Regions from separate parts of the Mus musculus genome. Here regions 1 and 3 are each linked to region 2. The links are chromatin loops, found by intact Hi-C in ENCODE. Cell type or tissue: gastrocnemius. All regions are shown on one strand.

The links. Peaks named below come from ENCODE experiments on the same cell type or tissue, not always from the same donor. Only the 100,000 strongest peaks of a DNase experiment are listed, where the experiment ranks them.
Region 1: a loop joins it to region 2, with 4 times the contacts of the local background. A loop is called at or near these places in 11 of 42 quality-filtered maps.
Region 3: it touches region 2 in a loop (13-fold over the local background); 26 of 42 quality-filtered maps call a loop at or near these places.

The regions. Positions count from the first base shown.
Region 1 is chr8:67,985,618-67,988,117 of GRCm38, reverse strand. All of the region lies in intron 4 of Gm15991 (a long non-coding RNA gene), which reads right to left. It also overlaps a transcript of Psd3 not described here. Among named protein-coding and RNA genes, the nearest start is that of Psd3, 12 kb to the right of the region's middle. In gastrocnemius, a CTCF peak has its summit at 1,425 (motif pointing left); a DNase peak (open chromatin) is centred at 1,418.
Region 2 is chr8:68,116,139-68,118,638 of GRCm38, reverse strand. It overlaps a transcript of Psd3 not described here. Among named protein-coding and RNA genes, the nearest start is that of Psd3, 140 kb to the right of the region's middle. In gastrocnemius, a CTCF peak has its summit at 984; no DNase peak of the experiment used is centred here; H3K4me3 peaks cover 459 bases; H3K27ac peaks cover 894 bases.
Region 3 is chr8:68,232,088-68,234,587 of GRCm38, reverse strand. No RefSeq gene overlaps it. Among named protein-coding and RNA genes, the nearest start is that of Sh2d4a, 43 kb to the left of the region's middle. In gastrocnemius, a CTCF peak has its summit at 1,379 (motif pointing right); a DNase peak (open chromatin) is centred at 1,380.

The sequences.
Region 1 (2,500 bases), 130 kb after region 2:
TCTCTTTATTCTGTTGACCGTTTCCTTTGCTGCACAGCAGTTGAGTTTGTTTCTCAGATGGATGTGGTCCTGATTTTTTCTTGAAATTCTTTTTGAGATTTTTATATATGACTGCTGTATTTAATTAATTTTTTTATGCCTTCATCTCCGTCTTTCAGTTCCTTCTGAGTCCCCAAATTCCCTTTCATTTTCATGACCTCTTTTCTCTTAATTAGTATTGTTACATACATATATACATATATGTATATATTCATATGTATATAGAAACGCAGTGTGCTGAGCTCATTTGTTGGCCCCTTCACTCGTGGTGTGTGTGTGTGTGTGTGAGTGAATGTGTGTGAGGGCTGGTTATTTGGGATTGGATTATCAGGGGCTTGTCTCTGAGTCTCTTAAGAAGGCCTCTCTCCCTTGCTCATGTCTTTGCAGCCTTTTTTTTTCTTTGCCTGTGCTTTTGGTGTTTCACACAAGAAAAATAAATAGCCAGTATCAGTGTCAAGAAGCAATTTTCCTTATGCCGTTCTCTAGTTGTTTTATAGTTTTGGCTATTTAAGACAGTTTATTTGCTTGGGTTGATCCAAAATATTTTTTTAAATAATAATAGACTGTTAAATGAGTTATGATATGTTTGCTGCCTCCTTTAAAGACCTGGAATATAATGTAAATCACCCTGGCCACTGACACCTTGGCACTCTACTTTGGGCCTTTGTCACTAGGACAGGATGATAACCATCTCTTTCAAGGTAAAATGTTGGGTATATGTTGGAGTGGTTTTTTGTTGTTGTTGTTTGTTTGTTTGTTTTGTTGTTGTTTGTCATTTTGTTTTGTTTTTGTTTTACAGACAGGGTTTCAGTGTGCACCCCTGGCAAATACGGTATTGGTTATATCGACCAGGATGTCCCGAGACTCACAGGGATCTCCCTGGCTCTGGTTTCTAAGTGCTTGCATTCAAGGCATGCACAATCACACCTGGCTACTTATAGGGGTTTTATTCATTGTTGGGAGATAATTTAAGTAGGGCCATCATAAAGTGGCTTGAAGTTTGGTGGGGCAGTAGGGTTCTGGGTAGCCAGTGGTCACCACTTCCTTTGCCTGTTCACAGCAGATCACAGGTGAGGATGGCGCTTGTGGTGGGGACTGAAGCAGTCCTGGGCGGAGTGGAAAACCACATGAGGAGTCTTCAGTTCCTTCTGGGGTCATCTTTGATCTAGAGGCATGTGAGGCCTAGTGCTTGTGAGCAGTGGATGGTGAGGTTGTGAGGTTGTGAGGACGTTGTAATCTGATTAAAGAGACTTAATAGAAACATTTTAGATTTTCCTTCGAACCTGAGAAATCTTTCCCCTGAAAATCTTTAGGAAGGAGTTTATTTCTGTTCATGCTGAGTACTCTTTAATAGTTAGACAACACTGCCCCCTGGTGGACAGAGTCTGCGATGCTTTCAGTGGCACTTCCCCAGCTGTGAGGCACCATTTCAGTTTCTTGCTGGCAGCTTTCTCCCACTTAGATCTGAGATGAGGGTGGGGTGTGGAGGGAGACAGAGTGAGCATCTTTGTGTTCTGTTTAAGTTAACTTGGAGGTTTAGGAAATTTCCATTCATTCCTTAGTCTCATTAGGACATCATGGAATAAAGGTTTAAAATTTTCTTTTTCTTTTTTTTTTCTCTTTCTTTTTTTTTTTTTTAATTAGGTATTTTCCTCGTTTACATTTTCAATGCTATCCCAAAGGTCCCCCATACCCACCCCCACAATCCCCTACCCACCCACTCCCCCTTTTTGGCCCTGGCGTTCCCCTGTACTGGGGCATATAAAGTTTGCAAGTCCAATGGGCCTCTCTTTGCAGTGATGGCCGACTAGGCCATCTTTTGATACATATGCAGCTAAAGACAAGAGCTCCCGGGTACTGGTTAGTTCATATTGTTGTTCCACCTATAGGGTTGCAGTTCCCTTTAGCTCCTTGGGTAATTTCTCTAGCTCCTCCATTGGGGGCCGTGTGACCCATCCAATAGCTGACTGTGATCATCCACTTCTGTGTTTGCTAGGCCCCGGCATAGTCTCACAAGAGACAGCTATATCTGGGTCCTTTCAGCGAAATCTTGCTAGTGTATGCAATGGTGTCAGCATTTGGAAGCTGATTATGGGATGGATCCCTGCATATGGCAATCACTAGATGGTCCATCCTTTCATCACAGCTCCAAATTTTGTCTCTGTAACTCCTTCTATGGGTGTTTTGTTCCCATTTCTAAGAAAGGATAAAGTGTCCACACTTTGGTCTTCGTTCTTCTTGAATTTCATGCATTTGGCAAGTTGTATCTTATATCTTGGGTATCCTAAGTTTCTGGGCTATTATCCACTTATCAGTGAGTACATATTGTGCGAGTTCCTTTGTGATTGGGTTACTTCACTCAGGATGATACCCTCCAGGTCCATCCATTTGCCTAGGAATTTCATAAATTCATTTTTTTAAATAGCTGAGTAGTATTCCATTGTGTAAATGTACCACATTT
Region 2 (2,500 bases):
ATCCCTCATCACCCACAATATGAAATATTCTGCGAAGTGCTTAGTATTTTCATGTTTGAGAATTTACCTTTATGAACGTACAAAAACTGATTTAAGCAATTTCTTGTTCAGTCAACTACAAAAGGTAAGACCCTGATGACTCACAGTGGGATCTTATAATTGATGTAGTAAAGAAGAATACAACAATTACATCTCAGGTGATTACATATAGTAAAGTCCTCTCATTCCTATGTGCATGTTGAAGAGTTGAGGTCCTTGTGTCAACTTTCCCAGGGAAAACAAATTGCATATCAAGAATAAGAAGTTTGCAGTAGTACAAACAGCCAAATAGATTCTCTTGAGGTTTCAGCCCCCAGGCTCTAGAGTGAATGTTGGCATGCATCCTCTGACTATAAGGAATGAGTGCAGCTAATCAAGTCACCTGGATCGTCAGTTGTAGGATGACTGGGAACTAGTAAAAAGAAGTTAGTTCTAGTCCTCTCACTCTGTGACCTAGACAGCTTCCATGTGCTATTCTCCCTGCTATGAGAGCATTCCCAAATCCTAGATAAGAGACGATGCTTTGAGGATTGATTAGCAGTTTGGTAGGGCCCACAGCTAGGATTTGGTAGCTTAGGACTGTCAAGTCATCTACCCAGAGTCCAGGTTTCCCTTAGCCTTGTTTCCTGACCTCTACAGCTGGAGATATTCTAGTGGAAGGTAACCTGATATGTCCTACAGCCTTTGATTGACAACATACTAATTTCTGTGGTGGGAGAGTGGGTGAAGAGCTGAGAACTATCGAATCTAACTGAGCATTGCATCACTCAGCACCACCAGCTGTCTGGGTCAGGAGAAGGTGGGACTGTGGCTCATGGTGATGCCGGCAGAGTTCCTTCACATGCCCGTGGCTATTCTGGAAGAGTAAATTAGGAAAAGTCCAGAGTCTATGCCAGAGCCTGCCCTCACCTTGCCTTCTACTCCATGTTATACTGCCCCTTAGTGGAGGACAAGGAACTGTGCACATTACACCCAAGCTTGGGGCTAAAGACACCAAAGGATAACAGACATTATTCCCAAGAGGGTATGGGAAAACCAACAACTCAATAATCATTTCTAGAGTTTGCAGGTATATAAAAATTAGTATTCGTATCTTACACGTCGTATTCTAAAATAGCAGTGACTATGTGTAAGTACAAAATTCTGTCCCCCAAATACCATTTACAAACCCCACAAAAGGTCATCTAAGTTCAAGTTTCTCAAAAACCAGAACTCTCTGGGGCTTGTTGTTTTGTTTTTGTTTTTGTCTTTGTCTTTGTGTTTTCTCCCTTGCTCTCGCACAATAGGAACTCAATTCCAATCAGCTTTCTGAGTTTTCTTTGCCAGCTTCTAGGAGGGTTCATGGTTTAGGAAACAGCATGTGGATAAGCAAGACAGACATGGGAATAATAGAGGTTTAACCAGCACATTCCAATGACAGAAACAGAAGGCAGGAGATTTTCTAATAGTCAGAGCCTGTCATAGGAGACTACAGGAAATAGTTTTAACTCTGTACTTTTATATCATTAGTCCTTGAAATGAAACCAATGTTTCAACTACAAGTGTATAAAGCACACTAGATTTTTGGTAGAAAGTTTTTAATCAGATAAAAGGTAATATGTGCTGGAATCCAAGAGATTAAGAAAAGGAGTAAAACCTAAATTTTAAAAGCTCTGGTTCTGTCAATAAAGCTAGCTCATGTCCTGGGCTCTCTGTGGGCTTTGCAACTCTGTGGTAACTATGAATCCATGAATCTGGAAAGAGAAGAGAAAGTGCTTCATGAGATAAAAAACCAACACAATTTCACTTCATCTAGTACACCTTATTTGTCTCTAAAGATTCATTATCCTCTCAGATAACTACATTGTATAAAAGTTCCCTACAGAAAGGGCATACCTTTCTATGGGAACACTGTGGCTCCAGTGTGGAGCTAAAAGTTGTGTGGAGCCTCAGTTCCCATCACAGAATGGCAGGGCCTGTGTTGCCAGCTGTCAGATCCTACACTGATGTTTCTTTTTCTGACCAGATTTTAGCTAGAATGAAATCACTTTGAAGACCGACCCCTGAGCCTTGGACTATTTAATGCCCCAGGAAATTGTCATTTCCCTTCTCTGAGAAGTATTCCTTCCTTCCTCAAGCTTGGTTCATTTTTCTGGCCTGTCATAAGTTTAGAGACTGTTCTACCCATGAAATGGTACCGTAGATTATGCTGTCTCTATTTTAATCTACCTTGGTGATTAATGCTGAATTTTAAGAAGGAATTTGAACAGAGAGAAAGCACGCACAAGTGCTCATATAGAAATGTTAGCAGTGACAGAGCTAACTGTGCAGTGGAGCATCCCTTTTAGAAGATTCCGGTGTGCAGAAGACAGTGTTGATTCGATTGCAAGGTTTATTTTTAGTCCATTTCATGCTACATTGATTTTGACAAAGATGTCATGATTTATTACTTGAATAAATAACGGTTGAGATAGCAGAATGG
Region 3 (2,500 bases), 120 kb before region 2:
GAGAGGCAGAGGCAGGTGGGTCTCTGAGTTCTTTGTTAGCCTGGTCTGTAGAGCAAGTTCGAGAACAGCCAAGGCTACACAGAAAACCGCTGTCTTCAAGAAGAAGGAAGGAGAGGAAGAAGAGAAGGAGGAGGAAGGGAAGAAGGAGGAGGGGGAAGGGGAGGGGAAGAGGAAGAAGCAGCTACGATAGTGGGAGGGGGAGAATATAGAATGAAAGTCCATTTAAATATGAATTTCTAAGTAGATGTGATTACTTTCCAGTATAAATGCCTCACACTTATCTGAAACATATTTTAAAAAATATTACTTACTTAAAATTCAAAGTTAACTAGCATTTGGGTTTCAACTGACATTGCTGCCTTTTAACCACAGTGGCACAAAGCTCTTTGCCTCTGCTCAGGGGGTAAGTGTGCAGTGATGGTTTAGTGTGGTTTTTCATGTGCTAGAGGCACAGGATTTTATTGATCCCATTAGTGGTAGCAATAAACATTTGTATTTGGACGTAAGCAATGGATTTGAACTGGGCATAGTGGCCAACCCTGCCATCCTAGCAACAAAGAGGCTGAAACAGGAGGATGGAATGATTGCATCTATCTGCATTACATAATGAGTTCTAGCCCAGCATGGACTTCATAGTGAGAGTGTCTATAAAGTAAACTAATTAATTAAATATGTTGAAAAGGAGATACCATAGAGAATATAAATATAAAAAGACAGTCCTTCAATTCCATAATTATCCTATTAATAACTTTTCAGTTTTTGTGTTTGTTTACTTGTTTTTGTTTCTTGTTTTGTTTGATTGTTTTTATTTTTTCTGTTTTGCTTTGTTCTTTTTGTTTTGTTTTAAAAGTGATAGAGAGGGGATAGGGACTTGAAAGATGGCTCAGTGGTTCAGGGTGCACATCCCCACACCTACACACAGGATCATCAATGTAAAATCCTCACTGTTGCGGGTGGTACTGCTGAGGAATGTGTCTGATGGCCTGGGGCCTCAGACTAGCATTTGTCTACACTCACAGAATCTGAAATTTGAACACTAAACCACTGAGGATCTCTACTTATGATTTTTGTGAGGCTTCTGTCTTGCTACAAGATTGGCTTTCCCAGGTGGAAAGCAGCTACATTCTTCGCAATCGATCCTGCCCTCGAAACCATGTCTTCACCTCACTCTATTTTCTTCTTTCCATCTCTTTATTCCTTATTCCTCTTTAGCATAATCTGCCATAGAAGAATGTTCTCTACTTATCTACAATATGTTAGCACAAATCAAGAGGACGATGACTTTCCGTTTTTTGGAGGAGGGGGTCAGTTTACTGTATTTAGCGTTCACCACATTCAATTTGCTTAAGATACATTAAATAAAGAGTTCTTCCAGCAGGCGGCGCTGTAGGCTTCTGCAGCCACTGGCTGTAAAAACAAGTCCTCGCTGTCCTGGAGGATCAGAAAGGAACTTTCTGTCTCCTCTCAGGGACAAAGCTAACTTTATTCAAAGAACCCTGTAAGCCTTTCTACAAACTCAACTGATAATCAGGCCATTCAGGATATTGATTGAGAATCCTGGAGAAATAACGATTGGATTAGCTAAGACTGTTTGCAAGATTGGCACTCTCAGTGAAGACTGATCTCTCTTTCAGATATGCGGTGTTAATACAGGTGCTAATCTGGGGGTGGGGAGTATGCCGCTCAATTTAAATACAAATAGAATTTAGGGTAGCACAGTGGCCCATGGTCAGTAGCACAAAGCATTGTTCAGAATCGCCTTGAGAGCTTGTATTAGAAAAATCTCTTGATTCCTATAGTGGTTTGAGCAGGTTTGGCCCCCATAGACTCCTGTGTTTGAATGCTTGGCCCATAGAGAGCGAGCACTATTAGGAGATGTGGCCTTGTTGGAGTAAGTGCGGGCTTTATGAAGGAAGTGTGTCACTGTGGGTGCGAGTTTTGAGGTCTTTGGCCAGTGCAACGCTTATTCTCTGTGGCTTCAGATGTAGAGCTCTCAACTCCATCTCCAGCACCATGCCTGGACACTCTGCCATGTTTCCCGCCATGATGATAATGGACTCCGAAACTGTAAACTAGGCTCAATTTAATCTTTTCCTTTATAAGACTTGCCATGGTCATAGTGTCTTGTAGTCACAGACTTTTTCATCCGTACTCCAGTTCCCAAATAACAACTCAGTGGCTTATTGTTGTTAATAAATGCCTAGGCCCTAAACTAGGCTTGTTGCCAGACTAGCTCGTACCTTATATTAACCTGTTATTCTATTCTATGCTGCCACATGGATAGTTACCTCGCCTCAGTTTTATATGTCTGATTTCCTCCAAGTTTGAGTGGGGAATCTTTTCCCATGCCTATCTCCCAGAGTTCCCTCCTCTCTCTGCTGTTTGTCCCACTTTCTAATCCTGCCTCAGCTTATTAGCCATCAGATTTTTGTTGACAGGTAATGCTTCCACACTGTACACAGAGATTATTCCTACAGTGTCTCTTCACAGCAATAAAATC